Linked DNA regions of Mus musculus: region 2 is linked to region 1. A link is a contact called in ENCODE Hi-C or POLR2A ChIA-PET data. All regions are on one chromosome and are shown on one strand. Each heading gives the region's core, a stretch centred on a gene start or an enhancer-like site at or near the end of the contact. The rest is flanking DNA. Distances are from core to core; before and after follow the strand shown. Region 1 holds the start of Pantr2 (POU domain, class 3, transcription factor 3 adjacent noncoding transcript 2). Region 2 holds the start of Dalir (DNMT1 associated long intergenic non-coding RNA).

What was found. Hi-C counts contacts between places; a loop is a spot of excess contacts on that map. ChIA-PET counts read pairs that join two places held with the same protein, here RNA polymerase II (POLR2A).
Region 2: a map of v-Abl transformed pro-B cells shows a loop between it and region 1 (1.9-fold over the local background). The contact joins the promoter of Dalir here to the promoter of Pantr2 in region 1. A Hi-C loop is called at or near these places in 1 of 37 maps with a recorded cell type or tissue (v-Abl transformed pro-B cells). POLR2A ChIA-PET finds 5 or more read pairs at or near these places in 1 of 5 experiments (Patski).

Annotation. Positions count from the first base shown.
Region 1 is chr1:42,711,588-42,715,374 of GRCm38, reverse strand. It overlaps Pantr2 (POU domain, class 3, transcription factor 3 adjacent noncoding transcript 2), which reads left to right and starts at 1,921. Exons shown (of 4, transcript NR_110495.1): 1 at 1,921-2,020; 2 at 3,070-3,172. All of the region lies in intron 1 of Gm46091 (predicted gene, 46091), which reads right to left.
Region 2 is chr1:42,748,790-42,752,860 of GRCm38, reverse strand. It overlaps Dalir (DNMT1 associated long intergenic non-coding RNA), which reads right to left and starts at 2,149. Exons shown (of 1, transcript NR_130904.1): 1 at 1-2,149.

The DNA of each region.
Region 1 (3,787 bases), core at 672-3,171:
TGAGCTACACCTCCTGGCTGGGGCAGTGTGGCTTGCCCAGGACATCCAAAGGCTATTCCTGACTAATACCACTTGTGAGACTCCACTAGACTGGCCCCTCCCAAGCCCCAGGGCAGCGCTTCAGTCCACACCTTTCTCCCTGGATAAAGGCTTCAGCTCTTCTAGACCCACTGCTAGGCTAAATCTCTAGATTGCACACTTTGAAGTGGTTGCTATTACCTTTATTCTTCTGCTTCCTTCTGTCTGCAAAAGCTTAGGCTCACGGGTTTTCATTTCAGAAAACCAGCGCACCTCATGCGAATTCATGAGACTTCCCATCTCAGGCCCAAAAGAAAACCATAAAGACTTTGAATGATACCAGAACCCTATTCAGGCAGGTGTGACACCAGGGAACCTGGCAAGCAGTCCTACCAGGAGTGGAAGAGAAGGTCCAAGAAGCAGCCTACAACTGCCCCAGGGCTCTGGAAAGGTGAGCCTGCGAGAGTGGTCAAGTCTGGAGTTCTAGGGGACGAGAGTTGTGAGAGTAAGAGAAGGGAAGTCAAGGCTTGAGAGTGTGGATAGAGTTGGGGAAAGGACTCTCCGGAGCCCAGCCTGGGCACCTCACAGGTCCTAACCTCCACCCACTTTCAACTTTTTGCTGTTCCCGTTAGATGGCGCTCAAGACTTTCTAACCATTTGTGAAAGTGCTCCTGGTCCGGAACAAAAAGAGCCTTATCGAGAGAGAGAGTGTGGAGTGGGCGTGAGCGGGGGGGGGGGGGGGGGGGCTGGGGGGGGGGATGTGGGGGTGAAAGCACACCAGGGCGCGGGCGTCGCCTGGCACCAGGAGGAGCGGTCACGGGTCAGCTGGCCCCGGGCGGGGGTGCATCCCAGGCAGGGCCTCCTCCGCAGCGGGCCCAGAACTTTCTCTGCTTCCTCTTCCTTTCCCATTCCGCTTTTCTCCTGGTCCCTGCTGAGCAGTTGGCAGATGGGTTTCGGCCTCCGGAAGGCCGAGGACTGCACATCTATGCAGGCCCTCCGTGCTCTGGAAGAAAGAGGCCTGGAATTGAGCAGTGGCGCTGGGGTTCAGACCAATTCTCCCCACGAGTACCCCCACAAGGGTTCTGAGTTCTCAAGCTCCAGCTCTGCACATCAGCCATGGGACAGGTGCAGGTTTTGTTTTAGGCTCTCAAAGTGATGTTTCTAAGTTCCCCGAGTGCATGTTTCAAGCAATACAGAGCAAACTTTCTGGTCCCCGGGCGGATGACGCCTGAATGAAGTCAAACCACCGTCCTTTTAAAACTATAAAATGAAAGAAACTAATGAAAGGCCCTGGAAACCCTGAAGCATTAGATGTGACCACTTATTTTTAAATAATTATGCGACGAGTGATCGGGGCTTCCAAAGCTTTCCAAATATCTCTTCTTTCGCAGTCTCTAGGAAGTGTCTTGACTGTAGGCGAGCGGGTACTCTGATCTTTCCCTTCCCTTCCCTTCCCTGTTCGCCCAAGTGTTCAGGAGCTGTGTGCCCGGTTACCCCTAGGACCGGAGGGAGCAGACACCTTCCTTTGTGAGTCCCCCTGGCTGGGAACTTTCCCGCGCGGCGGGTTCCCCTTTAAGAAAGTAGCGATTGCTATGAATATTTAATGCGGAGCTGGAGCCCGTCGGGCCGAGGGGAGACCCGGCCCGCGCTCTGCGGCCGGGGCGTAGCTCTAGCTCATCCCCCACCAGTTCAGCCACGGTAGGATGAGGAGGATGAGGGTTTGCGGGAGGAAAAGCTTTGGAGAGATGGGGTGCGGGACTATGGAACCCGCTTGAGTCCAGTAGGCCAGCGCGGGTCATTTCCATAAGAAAGCCGCAACCCAGCTGGAGGCTGCGGTTCTTCATGGCCTCCCTGCCCCCACCATCATTGGCAGCGTGTCGCGGGCTTCTCTGCAGCCTAGATCTAGGCGACTGGTGTGGATTGGTGTTGATGAGATGTGGCTTCCAGCGTTGCCCGACTCAGACCTGTTTCCAGTCTGGATGGAGCGGACCGACTGTGTGGGGTGAGTCCAGGGTGCGGCGGAGCCAGTAAGAGTTGAGGAGAGCGCGGGGAAGCTAGTCCGTAGTGGGCACCTCGGATTAGGAAGTCCTGAGAAGTACTCTGAAGCGGGGTGTGAAGAGAGAGTACTGGGAGAAGGCCTAGGAAGCTAAGCCGTCCTTGCTGCCCCTCTCAAATCCCCGGAGCTTTCGCTTTCAGTGGGTGACCCTCTTCCAGCGAAGGGATGGAAAGTGAACTTGGTCGGGCATTTGATCTAGCTAGCAAAGCGGTTCTTTTCTGTGTACATTGAGTACATTGAGTTTCTTCTCTGCTTTCAAGAGCCCACGCACGATGGCCACGCATCTTCAGGTCTATCAAACACACACACACACACACACACACACACACACACACACACACACACACATACACACACACATCTAGAGAAATTAAAACCTAGATCTATAGTGTTCAAAAAAAAAAAAAAAGCAAAGCAGAGGAGATAATGTGTGAGACAGCCGTCTTCACTTTGCCTTCTATTGGGAAAAGTTGCCTGAGAAGGAATAACTTCCCTTTTATGGATTCTGAACCACCTGTACTTTGCTACAAAGCTTAGTTGGGTCACAAATAAAACACCAGTTACATCGAGCAATGAAACCAATTACAACTATTAACAACTTTATTACTTATGATTAGACTTGAGAACTTTAAACTCAGACAATATGATCGAGTTATTTTTCAAACCAGCTAAGATTTTTACACCATCCCTCCCCACTCCACTTCCTACCCCTGTCCCCAAGAAGTAAGAAGAGTAGAAATGATATTTCAGGGAGTTTGTATGTATCCGTGGTCAATATTATATTTGTTTCTTTTAGTAAAGTTTGTTGCTTCTTGTACCTAATGGTACCTTGATTCCTGATTCTGTCGAGTTATGGAGAGCATAATTGAAGATGGCTGGTTACAACCGACTTGGTTTGGATGTGGAATTGGGGCAAGCACTCTCTCCCAGTACTCTAGTAATGCTGAAAACCCAAATCTATTTAAAAGGACAAGTTGTTTTAACTTCTACCACAGATGGGGTGAGAGGAACAAGTGAAACTCAACAGCTAAGGAGAAAATGAAGAACTAGTGCTACGTTTTCCACGTTCTTTTTGCTCCGGGGTTGACATGGCATTTGGTGAGTCTTTCCTGAGACTGTGGCTGTCTGGAGAGGGGAAAGTATCAGAGAAGTTTTACCAGTCTTAAGGCTACCTCCAGGAGGCTGTCCACCACTTCCCTCTGTCTCCATGCCAGCCTCTTGTTATCCCCAAGTGGAAATCCCTGCTCAGTTGTGTGTGCAAGGCTTGGGGCAAAGGAGGAAATTAAATTGCTGTCCACAGTAAGAAAAACGGAGCAACTTACAAAGAAAGGCTCTTCCGCCTCTAGGAAAGAGGCAAGGTGAGCAGTGGTGCAGTTGGAAGGGGCCAGTTATTTCTTATGTCACCTCTGCTCACAGTCCTGGCTTTCTAGAGAATCTGGGTGTCCAGGGCAAGGAGAATGAAGTCTGTCTTGCTCAAGACACCTACCCAGATCCTCAGCTCCTGGGTGGAAGCCCACAGTCCCAACATGCATCTACTTCTGAGATACCTGCCAGGCTGCTGTGGGCATAGATGGCTAGGCTGTGTGGCCCACACTTGAGCTGCTTGGGATTAGCAGCCCCTCTGCTCAGCAGCGTTAAAGCTTTTGATTATTTCTGAGCACTGGGTGGCCTCTTCCCTTATGAGAAGTCCGTGGGCCTCCTCCCCACTCCTAT
Region 2 (4,071 bases), core at 900-3,399, 37 kb before region 1:
ATTAATGAATTAGAATACACAATTGATTTAAAATTAAATAAAAACCTCATAAGCATCATTCACATCTTCATTACCAGTCACTTGAGCTTTGTAAAACTGGATTTCCATTTAAATGGCTTCATGTCAAAATGGAGTTCACTGCGGCTGGTGGGAAGCATCTGAGAAGTAGCCTGACCCTGTTCAACCTGCAGCCAGGGCAGTGAGTGCAGACCACAGGAGTGGGCTCAGCTGGTAGAGACAGCAGTTCAGCAGCAAGAAGGAACACCTGGGGCCATAACGAGTTGGACCAAGGAGGGCAGGAAACAGTCAGCTAACTGCAGGATCGGAGGCTCCTGAAGGTTTCCTTCAGGATGCTGCCTCTTGTGTGGATACACACCCTTGTATGAAGAGCCTTCTTTGTTTCCCAGGTTGTCATAAGTAAGACTCTAGCAAACCTACTTCTGCCTAGATTTCCAAAGGGACTTTGGAACAGGTGGGACCATGGACATAGCTTTTCCTTCACTAGGCAATTTGGAGATTCTCAGGCAGGAGGATGGGCTCAGACTAAGACTCTGGGGCTCCAGTTTTGAGGAAATTTTTGCTTCATGATTCACCAGCCACATTGGAAATGTGAGAACACAACGATACACTGTTAATTCTTTTCTAATTCTGACTCTGCTTTCAAGAAGTGACAGCTTTCAGAATAACTAAATAATTTCTAGCGTCAGGTTTTTTTTCCCCCAATATTAGTGTTACATGTGAAACCTGGCTTTTCATCACCCATCTGGCTCTCTAGGAATCTTTAAAAAGTAGAACTTTAAAAAAAAATTTAAAAAAATTAAAGGAATGTCTTAGAGTATAGACTGATGATATCCACTTAGTCTACTTTATAGAATTACTCACAGGCCATAACTACCTAAGCATCATTTTTTTAAATCAATATACAAAATGTATTATAATCAGTCCTGAAGAAGAATGTGTGCCCAGGCCTATAATCCTGGTACACAGAGACAGAGGCAGGTAGATTGTCACAAGTTCCAAGTTATATCTAGGTATTATTATTTAGGCTTAATTATTTATGGAATGAAATTAAATATTTTAGCATAATTGGTGTCTGTGTGCAGTGTTCAGGCTAGGGATGGACTCTTGCATTCTCTACTGTAGACCACTAGGAAGGCTTTGCTGAAGCCACACTGAAGCAAACCTGTCTGGAAGCACAGCTAGAGAGTGGGGGACCCATCTTATTCTTGATGAGTGTTGATCCCAAGATCAACTTTCCTTACTTGCTTATGTCTCATCAGTAGCTCATATAGAATCCCACAGTCACAGGGAACTCCACCATTCCCGGCTACAGGCAGGCCAGTGGAAGAGTTCTAGGCAGCTCATTTGTCCTTGGAACAGGTGGTCACAAGCTTTGAACCTCAAGCCAGATCTGATGGCTCAGACCTATAATCTATGCTAGGGAGCAAGGGAGAAAATTCACTGTCTTTGTGGTCAAGGGGCATTTTAAGAAACTAACCATCAATCATTTATTGATATGCCTAAATGTCAAAATATGTGCTTCAAAGATAATTGTCTTAAGTAGGGGTTCCATTGCTATGATAAAAGATCATGACCAAGGGCAGTTTAGGAGGCGAGGGTTTACTTCATCTACACTCCCAAGAACACTCTATCACTGAGGGAAAGTCAAGGCAGGAACTCAACCAGGGCAGGAACCTGGAAGCAGGAGCTGATGCAGAGGCCATGAAGGAGTGCTGCTTACTGGCTTGCTCATAGATCAATATGGTGGAGGATTTTTCTCAACTGAGGTTCCCTCTTCCAAAATGACTCTGGGTAGTGTCAAGTTGCCATAAAACTAATATAAATAGCTAAAGCTATAAAGCTAATCATACCAAATTCCAACTTTTAAAAAATACTTATTTTTATTTTATGTATTTTGAGTGTCTGGGGGACGGTGTTTGCCTGCACAATATTTATGTGCATCATGTGCATGCCTGGTTTATGTAGAGGTCAGAAGAGAGTATTGGATTTCCTGAAACTCAAGTTATAGATGATTGTGAGCCACCATGTGGGTACTAGGAACTGAATCCAAGCCTCCTTGGAGAGTTGCAAATGCTCTTAACTCCTGAGTCACCTCCCCAAAATCTATAATCTTGATTTAAAAAACAAACAAACAAAAAAACAAAAAACTATAGCTGGGCAGGGTGGAGGTGGAGCAGAAGAGGTAGGCAGATCTCTGAGTTTGAGGCTAGCCAGGTCTACAGAGAGAGTTCCAAAACAACCAGGGCTGCCTAGATCTAGAGCTTTACTTCCTCAACATGGGAAAACTAACTCTCTCTCTCTCTCTCTCTCTCTCTCTCTCTCTCTCTCCCTCTCTCTCTTTTTCTCTCTCTCTCCCTCTCTCTCTCCCCGTCTCTCTCTCTCTCTCCCTCTCTCTCTCACACACACACCAGTGTATGCCAACTCTCACACTTACTGAAGTATCCATATCTTATATCATGCTTTTCAGTAAGACCTTAATGAAGAGTATTACTAAAATAAATAAGTCAAAGCTTCCTCTTATCTATACTGATACTACTCAATCTTGCTTCGGAACTACTAATTAAGAAGAATTCATATAACAAATTGAGAAGACTCTGAAAGATGCTCTGTTATGATATCACAGGCTGTAAGAAAGCTACCTCTGGCAGATATGTGGACAAGGGACATTGAGAAGTGGGTAGACACCAGTCTGTAGCCCAAAGTAAAGGAGGTGGCCTAGGGTGACTTAAGGGAAATAGGCATATGTTCTCTCTGCATTTAGATGCAGGAAGAACCAGCAGTTCTTGCTAACAGATCGGTGTGAGAGATGAGTAGGAGGAAGAAGGAGGCTGTAACTCAAAAGATTCCATTCACAATTGAAAAACAAACAAAAACACAAAATGTCTAAGGAAAAATCACTCAGGAAATATCCAAAACCTAGGTGACATAAAACTCCAAATATTTTCTCAGGAGTTTAAAGAAAAAAGTAAGAAGGGAAGAAAACTAAAAAGGTGTATGTGGTAGAGTAGGCTTCGTACTTACAGATGAATACGGATGGTTTAAGGAAATCCAACAGTGTGGTTTAATTACAACAGAACTTAAAAATGACAAAAATGCTGCCAAGGTTCATCTCTTCGGGGTGAAGTTAGGTTAACTCTGGCTAAAGTAAAAGGAACAACAGCAGAAAATAGTCTCCACCAGCTACTAAAATGCAAAATGAAATCACAGTAAAGAAAGGTGTAGAAATTCACCACTTAGGAACAAATAAGTGGATTCCATAGATCAAGCAGCCCGTCTGGGATAGACCCAAGTGCAGATCCAAAGCAGGTAACTTGTGTTACTATATATATGTGTGAGACGTAGCTGGTTCTTTGACATATAACCAGTTGGAGAAATGGCTCAGCAGTTGAGGGTTTTGCTGCTCTTCCAGAGAAGCTGAATTCAGTTCCCAGCACTGTCAGGGTACTCAACCTCCTGGAGGCCAGGGGAGCTGGTGCCCTTTTATGGCCTCTGCAAGCATCTGCACTGCACACAGCTCTCTCTCTCTCTCTCTCTCTCTCTCTCTCTCTCTCTCTCACACACAAATAAAATGAGCCTTTACAATAATAATAATGAAACACATAACACAGCTTCACTGTTTTAACTTAGAGTGAATTCAAATGTATCAAAGACAAAAGTAAATGAATACCTTTATAATCTTAGAGTAAGGACACACTTTTTATGCATAATACAAAAATTTAAAGCCATGTGAGAAGCTCACATGCAAACTCAAACTATGTAAATATAGAAACCTGTGTGTATGCCAAGAACCAAGCAAGCAAACAAAAACCTCAAAGTTAAGATTTAACTGAATTCATCAAATTCTGGGGTTTTAAATCCCATCTATTTGTTCAAAGTTTCCCAAGGATAACTGCAGCCAAATATCTGAGGGGTTGGATCGTGTCCCTTCAGAAGCCTTGTTTATATCCTACCCCCAGCCCCTGCAAATGTGACCATATATGGAAGAGGGTCTTCGAAGATGTAATCAAATTGAGATTTGATCATACTGGATTGGGTTGGGCGCCAATTCAC